Linked DNA regions of Homo sapiens: region 1 is linked to region 2. Evidence: read pairs that join two places in POLR2A ChIA-PET (ENCODE). Cell type or tissue: MCF 10A. All regions are shown on one strand. Region 1 has its middle 49 kb from the start of LINC00474. Region 2 overlaps PAPPA (pappalysin 1).

The links. Peaks named below come from ENCODE experiments on the same cell type or tissue, not always from the same donor. Only the 100,000 strongest peaks of a DNase experiment are listed, where the experiment ranks them.
Region 1: POLR2A ChIA-PET joins it to region 2 with 5 read pairs; 2 of 35 experiments call an interaction of 5 or more read pairs at or near these places.

Annotation. Positions count from the first base shown.
Region 1 is chr9:115,874,098-115,879,097 of GRCh38, reverse strand. No RefSeq gene overlaps it. Among named protein-coding and RNA genes, the nearest start is that of LINC00474, 49 kb to the left of the region's middle. In MCF 10A, no CTCF peak of the experiment used is centred here; no DNase peak of the experiment used is centred here.
Region 2 is chr9:116,333,779-116,338,778 of GRCh38, reverse strand. PAPPA (pappalysin 1) reads right to left here. Exons shown (of 22, transcript NM_002581.5): 13 at 3,705-3,918. All of the region lies in intron 1 of PAPPA-AS2 (PAPPA antisense RNA 2), which reads left to right. Among named protein-coding and RNA genes, the nearest start is that of PAPPA-AS2, 27 kb to the left of the region's middle. In MCF 10A, no CTCF peak of the experiment used is centred here; a DNase peak (open chromatin) is centred at 2,458.

The sequences.
Region 1 (5,000 bases), 460 kb after region 2:
TGGTTGAAAATTAATCCATTTCCAAACTGGCAAACACTATTGGTAGGGTCATCAAGGTTAACATCCTCAGTTTTAAATCATGTTGCTAGCATGTACCCTTGATATACTGTGATGAGAATGACACTTCGTCTCTGAGATTTTCCCTCCATAAACTTATAACCCATAACCCCAGTTTCACTATGAGGAAAACATCAAAGAAACCCAGACTAAGGCACGTTCTATAAAATGCCTGACTTGTATTCCTCAATACTGTCAAGAGCAGAAAAAAGTCTGAGAAACTGTCACAGTACAAAGTAATCTAAAGAGATTTGTCAACTAAATGTAATGTGGTATGCTGGATGAAATTCTGGAACAGGAACAAGACATTAAGGAAAACTAATGAAATCCAAATAAAATTTGGGACCACAGCTGCCGCTGACATGAACCCATTGCTGAAGCAAAGAAGTGCTGGATGGAGTCTGAGGATCCTCAGCTCCCACTAGGAAGGAGAGAGGCTGAGCAGCGATGTGGGGGTGGTGGGGTAGGAAGCCTGGAAGAGGCTGGAGAGAAACATGGGGGAAAGCAGATTCTCACATGAGGTGGATGGGAAACAGAACTAGATTGCAGCTCCGACTTGGACCAACTGAGCAGCGTTGGAAGGCTCACATTGTTCACTTTAGCTCCAGATGGACTGCAAGAACAAATCAGCAGTCCTGAGAGGACCCACAGACCCTATGAAGGAAGGGGACTGCTCCTGCAGAACCTGGGACACACCCCAAATACTCAGCTGCAGCAAGACCCACCCAAAGAGAACTTGAGCTCAGACACACCTAGCACTGCCCCTACTGGATGGCTCCTTCCCTAGCCACCCTAGTAGCAGAAGACAAAGGACATATAATCTTGGGAGTTCTAGGGCCCCGCCCACCACTGGATCCTTTCATACTACTACAGCTGATGCTCTCTGGAAAGTGCCACCTCCCAGCAGGAGGCCAACCAGCACAAAAATAGATCATTAAACCACCAAAGCTAAGAACTTTCAAGGAGTCCATTGCACAACCACCCTCCCCAACCCCGCCACCTCCACCCCAGTAGGAGCTGGTATCCACAGCTGAGAGACCCACAGACTGCTCACATCACAGGACTCTGTGCAGACAACCCCCATTACCAGCCCAGAGCGGGGCAAACTTGCTGGGTGGCTACACCCAGAAGAAAAACAACAATCACTGTAGTTTGGCTCACAGGAAGCCCCATCCATAGGAAAAGGGGGAGTGTACTACAGCAGAGAACACCCCATGGGACAAAAGAATCTGAACAACAGCCTTCAGCCCAAGACCTTCCCTCTGACAGAGCTTACCAAAATGAGAAGGAACCAGAAAACCAACTCTGGTAATACAAAAACAAAAAAAACAAAAAAAACAAGGATCTTTAACACCCCCCAAAAATCACACTAGTTCACCAGCAGTGGATCCAAACCAAGAAGAAATCCCTGATTTACTTGAAAAAAAAATTCAGGAGGTTAGTCATTAAGCTAAAGAGGGAGGCACCAGAGAAAGGCAAAGCCCCATGCAAGGAAATCCAAAAAATGATACGAGAAGTGAAGGGAGAAATATTCAAGGAAATAGATAGCTCAAAGAAAAAACAATCAATCAAAAATTCAGGAAACATTGGACACACCTATAGAAATGCAAAATACTCTGGAAAGTCTCGGCAATAGAATTGAACAAATAGAAGAAAGAAATTCAGAGCTGGAAGACAAGGTCTTTGAATTAACCCAATCCAACAGAGACAAATAAAAAAGAATTTTAAAAAATGAACAAAGCCTCCAAAAAGTTGGGGATTATGTTAAACAACCAAACCTAAGAATAATCGGTGTTCCTGAGGAAGAAGAGAATTCTAAAAGCTTGGAAAACACATTTGGAGGAATAATCAAGGAAAGCTCCCCTGGCCTAGACATTCAAATATAGAAGAACAAAGAACATCTGCAAAATTCATTGGAAAAAGATCATCGCCTAGGCACATTGTCATCAGGTTATCCAAAGTTAAGACAAAGGGAAAAATCTTAAGAGCTGTGAGAGACAGAAGCACCAGGTTACCTATAAAGGAAAATCTATCAGATTAACAGCAGAATTCTCAGCAGAAACCCTACAAGCTAGAAGAGAGAGGAGCCCTATCTTCAGCCTCCTTAAACAAAACCATTATCAGCCAAGAATTTTGTATCCAGCGAAACTAAGCATCATATATGGAGGAAAGATACAGCATTTTTCAGACAAACACATGCTGAGAGAGAATTCACCAATATCAAGCCACCACTACAAGAACTGCTAAAAGGAGCTCTAAATCTTGAAACAAATCCTGGAAACACATCAGAATAGAACCTCTTTAAGGCATAAATCACACAGGGCCTACAAAACAAAAATACAAGAAGCAAAACCAAAAAACAAAGTACACGGGCAACAAATAGCATGATGAATGCAATGGTACCTGACATCTCAACATTAACATTGAATGTAAATGGCCTAAATGCTCCACTTAAAATATATGGAACTCCAGAATGGATAAGAGCTCACCAACCAACTATCTGCTGCCTTCAGGAGACTCACCTAACACATAAGGACCCACATAAACTTAAAGTAAATGGGTGGAAAAGGGCATTTCACACAAATGGACACCAAAAGCAAGCAGGGGTAGCTATTCTTTTATCAGACAAAACAAACTTTAAACCAACAGCAGTTAAAAGAGACAAAGAGGGACATTACATAATTGTAAAAGGCCTTGTTCAACAGGAAAATATGACAATCCTAAACATATGTGCACCTAACACTGGAGCTCCCAAATTTATAAAACAATTACTAATAGATTGAAGAAATGAGACAGATAGCAACACAATAATAGTGGGGGACTTCAATACTCTACTGACAGCACAAGACAGGTCATCAAGACAAAATGTCAACAAAAAAACAATGAATTTAAACTATATCTTGGAATAAATGGACTTAACAGATATATGCAGAATATTTCATCCAACAACTGCAGAATACACATTCTATTCAACAGCACATGGAACTTTCTCCAAGATAGACCATATGATAGGCAATGAAATGAGCCTCAATAATTTTAAGAAAATTAAAATTACATCAAGCATTCTTTTGGACCACAGTGGAATAAAATTGGAAATTAACTCCAAAAGGAACCTTCAAAACCATGCAAATATATGGAAATTAAATAGCCTGCTCCTGAATGAGCACTGGGTCAAAAAGGAAATCAAGATGGAAATTTAAAAAATCTTCGAACTGAATGACAATAATGACACAACCTATCAAAACCTCTGGGATACAGCAAAGGTGGTGCTAAAAGGAAAGTGCATAGCCCTAAACAGCTACATCAAAAAGACTGAAAGAGTACAAACTGACATTATAATGTCACATATCAAGCAACTAGAGAAACCAGAACAAACCAAACGCAACCCCAGCAGAAGGAAGGAAATAACTAAGATCAAGGCAGAACTAAATGAAATTGAAACAAATGAACGAACAACAAAAAAATAAAAAAGATAGATGAAGAAGCTGTTTCTTTGAAAAGATAAATAAAATTGATAGACCATTATCAAGATTAACCAAGAAAAGAAGAGAGAAAATCCAAATAGCCTCACTAAGAAACGAAACAGGAGATATTACAACTGACATCACTGAAATACAAAAGATTATTCAAGGCTAGTATGAACACCTTTATGCACATAAACTAGAAAACCTAGAGGAGATGGATAAAGTCCTGGAAAAATATAACCCTCCTAGGTTAAATCGGGAAGAATTAGATACCCTGAACAGACAAATAACAAGCAGTGAGATTGAAATGGTAACTAAAAAATTACCAACAAAAAAAGTCCAGAACCAGATGGATTCACAGCAAAATTCTACCAAACATTCAAAGAAGAATTGGTACCAATTCTTTTGACACTATTCCACAAGATAGAGAAAGAAAGAACCCTCCCTAATTCATCCTATGAAGTCAGCATAGCCCTAATGCCAAAACCAGGGCAGGACATAACCAAAAAAAGAAAACTACAGACTGATATTCTTGATGAACATAGATGCTAAAATCCTTAACAAAATACTAGCTAACTGAATCCAACAAAATATCAAAAAGATAATCCACCATGATCAAGTGGGTTTCATACGAGGGATGCAGGGATGGTTTAACATGTGCAAGTCAATAAAAGTGATACACCACATAAACAGAATTAAAAACAGAAATCACATGACCATCTCAATAGATGCAGAAAAAAAATTCAACAAAATCCAGCATCCCTTTATGATTAAAACTCTCAGCAAAATCGGCATACAAAGGACATACCTCAATGTAATAAAAGCTATATACAACAAACCCACAGATGACATAATACTGAATGGGGAAAAGTTGAAAGTATCCCCTCTGCAAACTGGAACAGGACAAGGATGCCCATTCTTATCACTCCTCTTCAACATAGCACTGGAAGTCCTAGCAAGAGCAATCAGACAGGAAAAAGAAATAAACGGCATCCAAATCAATAAAGAGGAAGTAAAAAAAGTCACTGTTTGCTGACAATATGATCATTTACCTTGAAAATCCTAAAGACTCCTCCAGTTTGCTGATAAAAGAATTCAGCAAAGTTTCTGGATACAAGATTAATGAACACAAATCAGTAGCTCTTCTATATACCAACAGCGACCAAGCAGAGAATCAGATCAAGAACTCAAACCTTTTTACAATAGCTGCAAAAATAAAATAAAATAAAATACTTAGGAATATACCTAACCAAGGAGTCAAAAGACCTCTACAAGGTAAACTACAAAACACTGTTAAAAGAAATCACAGATGACACAAACAAATGGAAATACATCCCATGCTCATGGATGGGTAGAATCAATATTGTGAAAATGACCATACTGACAAAAGCAATCTACAAATTCAATGCAATCTCCATCAAAACACCACTATCATTCTTCACAGAATTAGAAAAAATCAATTCTAAAATTCATATGGAA
Region 2 (5,000 bases):
ATTGGACAATATTTTGGAGAAGAGTCAGGCAGTATTTGGCATAGTCAAAGACACACACATGCTTAGGCACAGCAGTTCCATTTGTAGTTATATTCCCCAGACTAGTGATTCCCAATCAATGTGCTGAGAGGCACTAATTCCTTTGTGGGTTGGGGAAGTTGAATGAGGTTATGGCAGCGATCTGAGCAATCTGTGGTCTCTGGCCAAGAGCAGCTTCATTCTGTGTTCCAAATCCTACCTATGAATCCCTGTGTCATTACCTAATGAGATATTCTACACATGGGGTCTCATCAGGGCACAGACTCTAGAAATACTTGGCTCCAGTCTTTGGGCACCCCCACCCCCAACCAACAAACAACAGTCTAAGTTCTCCCTGGCTGAAAGAGTTAATCTAGCCATGTGAAGAACTTGTTGCCCCCCAAAGTTGGCCTTTTAAAACTTAGCTCTCAATCAGAACTGTCTCTCTCTGAATGGACCAGCTTGTAGAAATGGGGAAGAGTTTGAGATAAAGGAAGAAAGCGAATGTGAAAAAGAGTGAGAGGAAGAAAGGAAGCATGAAAGGAAAGAAGAATAAATGGAGGGAGGAGGGAAGGAAGTTACTTTTCTAAATACATGGTCCATTCAATTTTATAATAAACTGTTCAATTTCTGTTAAGAACCACAACGTGGATGAACATGATGTATGTGCATGTATGTGTGTGTGACAGATACTGGAGCCTCAATATCACCACTGTAGTTTTTCTCATTAAAGAAGCCTATTAACCACCCCACACCCCATCACTATCCTTCCCTCCCCACCTTTTCTCCTTTCCACAACTTGGTGTGGGGCTGAGATTTGGCTAGAATTGCACAACTGGACCTCTCCTTTGAAACCTGATCCTGTTTTCTTGGGTCTCTGAATTTATACCAAGTACTGCAAAGAGACTGGAGACCCCTGAAGCTAGAGTGGAACACATTGCCCAAACTGGTTTTGCTACAGGACTCCTCCCAAGGCAGCACAGTAGGCATCACACTGCTCTCAGGAGAGACAGAAAATGAGGAAGAGAAAGGAGGTAAGAGAAGGTGGGGGGCGGGGGAGAGAGAGAGAGAGGAGATGGAGAGGTGGGAGAAAAGGGAGAGGAGAGAGAGGGAGAGATGCAGGAAAAAGAGGAAAGGTTGTGGAGGGAGGAGAGAAGGGGAGGGGAGAAACAGTACTTTTCACTACCTGGGAAACAGCTGAGAGTAAAGTGGGATGTTTCTCCTACAACCAGTTGAAATTTGTGTTATAAAAAGTGATGCTATTTATTTTGGTGTTTTGAGAATGAAGGAAAACATCCCATGGTTCTTTACAGTTGTTGCTTATTTTTCTTTCCTTTCCTCCCTTGTTTGTTTGTTTTAATGCATTTGCATGTTTGCAGAGTCCTGCTTGTTTTGGTAAATGCCTCTTTAGCTCCCCATGAACAGCTGCTGTCCTTTCCCCACTGGGGCACTCAGGAGGAGGTGCTCCTGCCCTGCAGCCTCAGCCCTCAAGATTCAGCCTGTCATAGCCTGATCCAAGCTCAGGGATAAGGCAGCCAAAGACCTCAGAGCTGCAGCTCCATCCCCTTACTCAGAGTTCCTCTGAATAAATCATCACATGGGTCCAGTTATGAAAATTCCTTCTCTGCTACTCGTGCCTTGCTGTGGTAGGCAGAGCACGGCTTTCAGGGACAGACAAAGCAGGATTTTGCCTCTTACTGCCTGAATGGTCATGACTCACTCACTCTGTTTCTCTGAGCCATACCTCGCAGAAGAGGTGCAATAATAAAATAAGATACTGTTCCTATCTATTCAAGAGGTGCAATAATAAAATAAGATAATGTTCCTTTCTATTAAGGGCTCAACAAGGGTTTGTCCCTTCCTGTCCTCTCTCATGTTTCCTAACTGTTGAGAAACACAGATTTAGAACTGAAAAGAACCTCAGAGAATCCACACAATCCACCATCATCATTTTAAAGATGGGGAAACTGAGGCCCAGAGAAGGGGAATGACTAATCCAAGGTCAAATAATTAGTCAGATATAGGGCAGCATTTTGCCCTCATTCAATGTTCCTCCTACAACCAAAGAACTAACAAATACGTATCAATCGATATGTTTCAGTGGTTAAATATTTCCTACTATTTACTTAGGGCACAGACACCATTCGTCGAGAATTCAAACAAGTCAGTCTGGGCCTCAGTCAACTTATGGATGGTCAGGAAGGCTGGTTAAAAATGGGAAAGTGTTGTGGAAAAGGTCTAGTGGATTTCCATTGACATGGTTTCCCTAGGCTCTGAGAATTAACTTATTTTTATAGGGTCTGGAGAACAAGGGCTTGTGGAAAACATCCTCTTAGAGTGAAATAAGACAATGAATTATATTTAAGAAGCTCTTGCCTCTGAAAGATTACGACAGACTTTGCACAACAGAAGCTAGAGACAGTGGGTACTAAACAATGTGGATTTTGCAACCACCTTTTGTGTCCTCTGTGGTAACAGGGGCGTGGGAAAGGCTAGTGTCCCCCTCTTCTCTTTTTTTTTTCTTGCCCCCAGGTATACAGGGCAAGGCTGAATCGACTTTCAGAGAGCCTCACTCTTGGGTAGCCTACAAAAATCACAACTCTCTCTTCTTCTGGACCTCATGAAACAAATCTGAGAGACGCTGTGCAACTCTGCGCAAGTTCTTCCCTTTCTGGGCCCTGTGATTCTACATGGTAACACAGAAGTTTGGACATGTCAGATGCATGAGATAATCTCTGAAGCTTTTTCCAGCTCTAACTTTAAGAACTTTACAAAAAATTCTGTGCACAGAAGCAGCACCATCATCATCAAAAGATGGTTATAAATATTCTTCTTTAATATGTTATGTTTGCATAGTGCCTAACAGTCTGCAGGAATACTTTTATCTATAGTGCAACATGTAACCCTCACAACCACCCTGTGGAGTAGATTTCATCTGCTTATTCCAAAATAGAAAACTATGACCCAGAAAACTGAAGTGACTTGCCCAAGAACACCCATTCAAGAAGTGGTAATGTGGAGGTTCAAACCCAAGTAAGAGTATTCCCAAAGCTCGTATTCTTTTCAGGAAACTCCACTCGCTTGTAGCTCCAAACTAGGTGCATTAACAGATGGCACCTCAAAAGCACTGAGGGAGTGATGTCATGCAGTTGAAAGACAGGCTCTTAGACCACTCATGAGGTCACAGGAGCTAGGCTTGTGGAAGACATAGAGATTTCACCTATCCCTGAAACACACGGTGAACTAGGATGATGCAAATACCAGTCTCACTCTATCCCCCTTGGTTAGGAAGGTTATGCCTCCTGCTTGTGCCACGGGAAGCAGAATATTCCAGTATTTCAGAGATAAAAGAGAGCTAATCCTCTTTTTGTTCAGATGAGGACACTGAAGCTCAGAGAAGGAAACCGATGTTTCCAGGGTCAACCTGCAAGCTATTGTCAATTCTGCCGCTGCAAGCCAGGTGAATGAGGTTCTTTTTTCACCACACAACCGTTTCCCTTAATTGCCCCAGGAATTCAGAGACTCATGGGCCACAAGGCAGAGCCGGCCAGAGGCCAGAGGATGGATGGAGAAGGGAGAAATGCACAGACTTTTTACATCCACACAAATGGCTACCCAGCTTCAAAATCACACTGTCTCCACTCGGCTACAAGTGGCCTAGGGCGAGTCTGCCGCGGATCCCTTACCTCTGCTCGGCAGGGCTGTAGGTCTCCCCTCTCTGGCAGCTGCTCAGGGTGACGGGGTCAAAGTTGTCGAAGGAACGGAGGGCCACCCCCGAGATGGCGACCAGGGGCGAACTGAAGCTCACACGTACCGCCTGGCTGTGGTAGAAGGGCTGGCTGAGGTCATGGACCACAGGGATAATCAGGGGATTGTTCCTGCAGCTCAGGACATGGAGGCCTGTCAGGGGAGACAGAGGGGCCGAGGGGCCAGGCTCATTACTCAAGGCCAGTCACGCCCTCCCCAACGGGCCCTTCCCGAAGCCCCCAGACCCTTTCATGTCACTGCACAAAAGCACCATTGGGCGGCCGGTGAGGATTTTGAGTCTGATTGAAAGTTTCTTTGTCTGCCTTTTTTTCTTGGTTCCAAATCTTTCCAATCCCCCTGCCTCCCTGCCCCCTAAGCTTCCCCTTCACCTACTGCCCAAAGTCCCTCTCCCTCCCCCAAATGGCCACCCCTCAGCCAAGCATCCCAGGCCCTCACCTCCCTCCCACATTGCTGTAGGGCTTGTTGGTCTGAGTTGCTGAGTTTCAGGCTGCCTGCCTGGTCAGTTGGAAAAGTGATGGAAATAATTCATAGCAACAGGCGCTTCCCAGGGTAAAAAGCCCACTCTCATAAGTAATCTGTGAACCTGGGAGCAGCCCTGAGAGGGAAGGACTTCTTGCTTAGTCTGCAGAAGAGGTTGAGAATCGTGGGCAGGGGTGGTTTTCCAGAGAAGCACAGCCCAGGCATGGCTAAAACTCTAGGGAGAATTCAAGCTTGCCTCACTCAAGAGCCCTGTTTTTTTTTTTTTTTTTTTTTTAATGCAGCCAGCAGGTTCCCATTCTCCAAGAAGGAAGGGAGAGGGCCAGGGAGAAAAGATACACAAGGGACAGAAGGAAAGGAAGGCTGTGGCAAGATGGAATTAGCAAAACAGAAGTTGGCTTTGGTGTTGGGTGGACCTGAGTTTAAATGCTGGTGTAGCCCCTTCCTAATAATGGGACTCCAGAAAGCCCCTAAAACTCAGTTTTCACATCCAAAAAATGGTATAATCCTAACCATGTCCTGGCGGGCTTGCTATGTAAGGAGAAATCTCCCATGTGGAAGCCTGAAGCAGGTGCCCTTCTCAGTTCCAGAGGTGAAGCTGCCTCGGAGAATGCTGGGATGTCATAGACTGAGGAAGATGGTGATGGTGGGGGTGGAGGGGAAAAACAGAAAAGCCTCAGGCATCAGTACCAGGATCCAAAGAGCTCCTGTGGAACCAGACTTTTCCCCACTCTGCT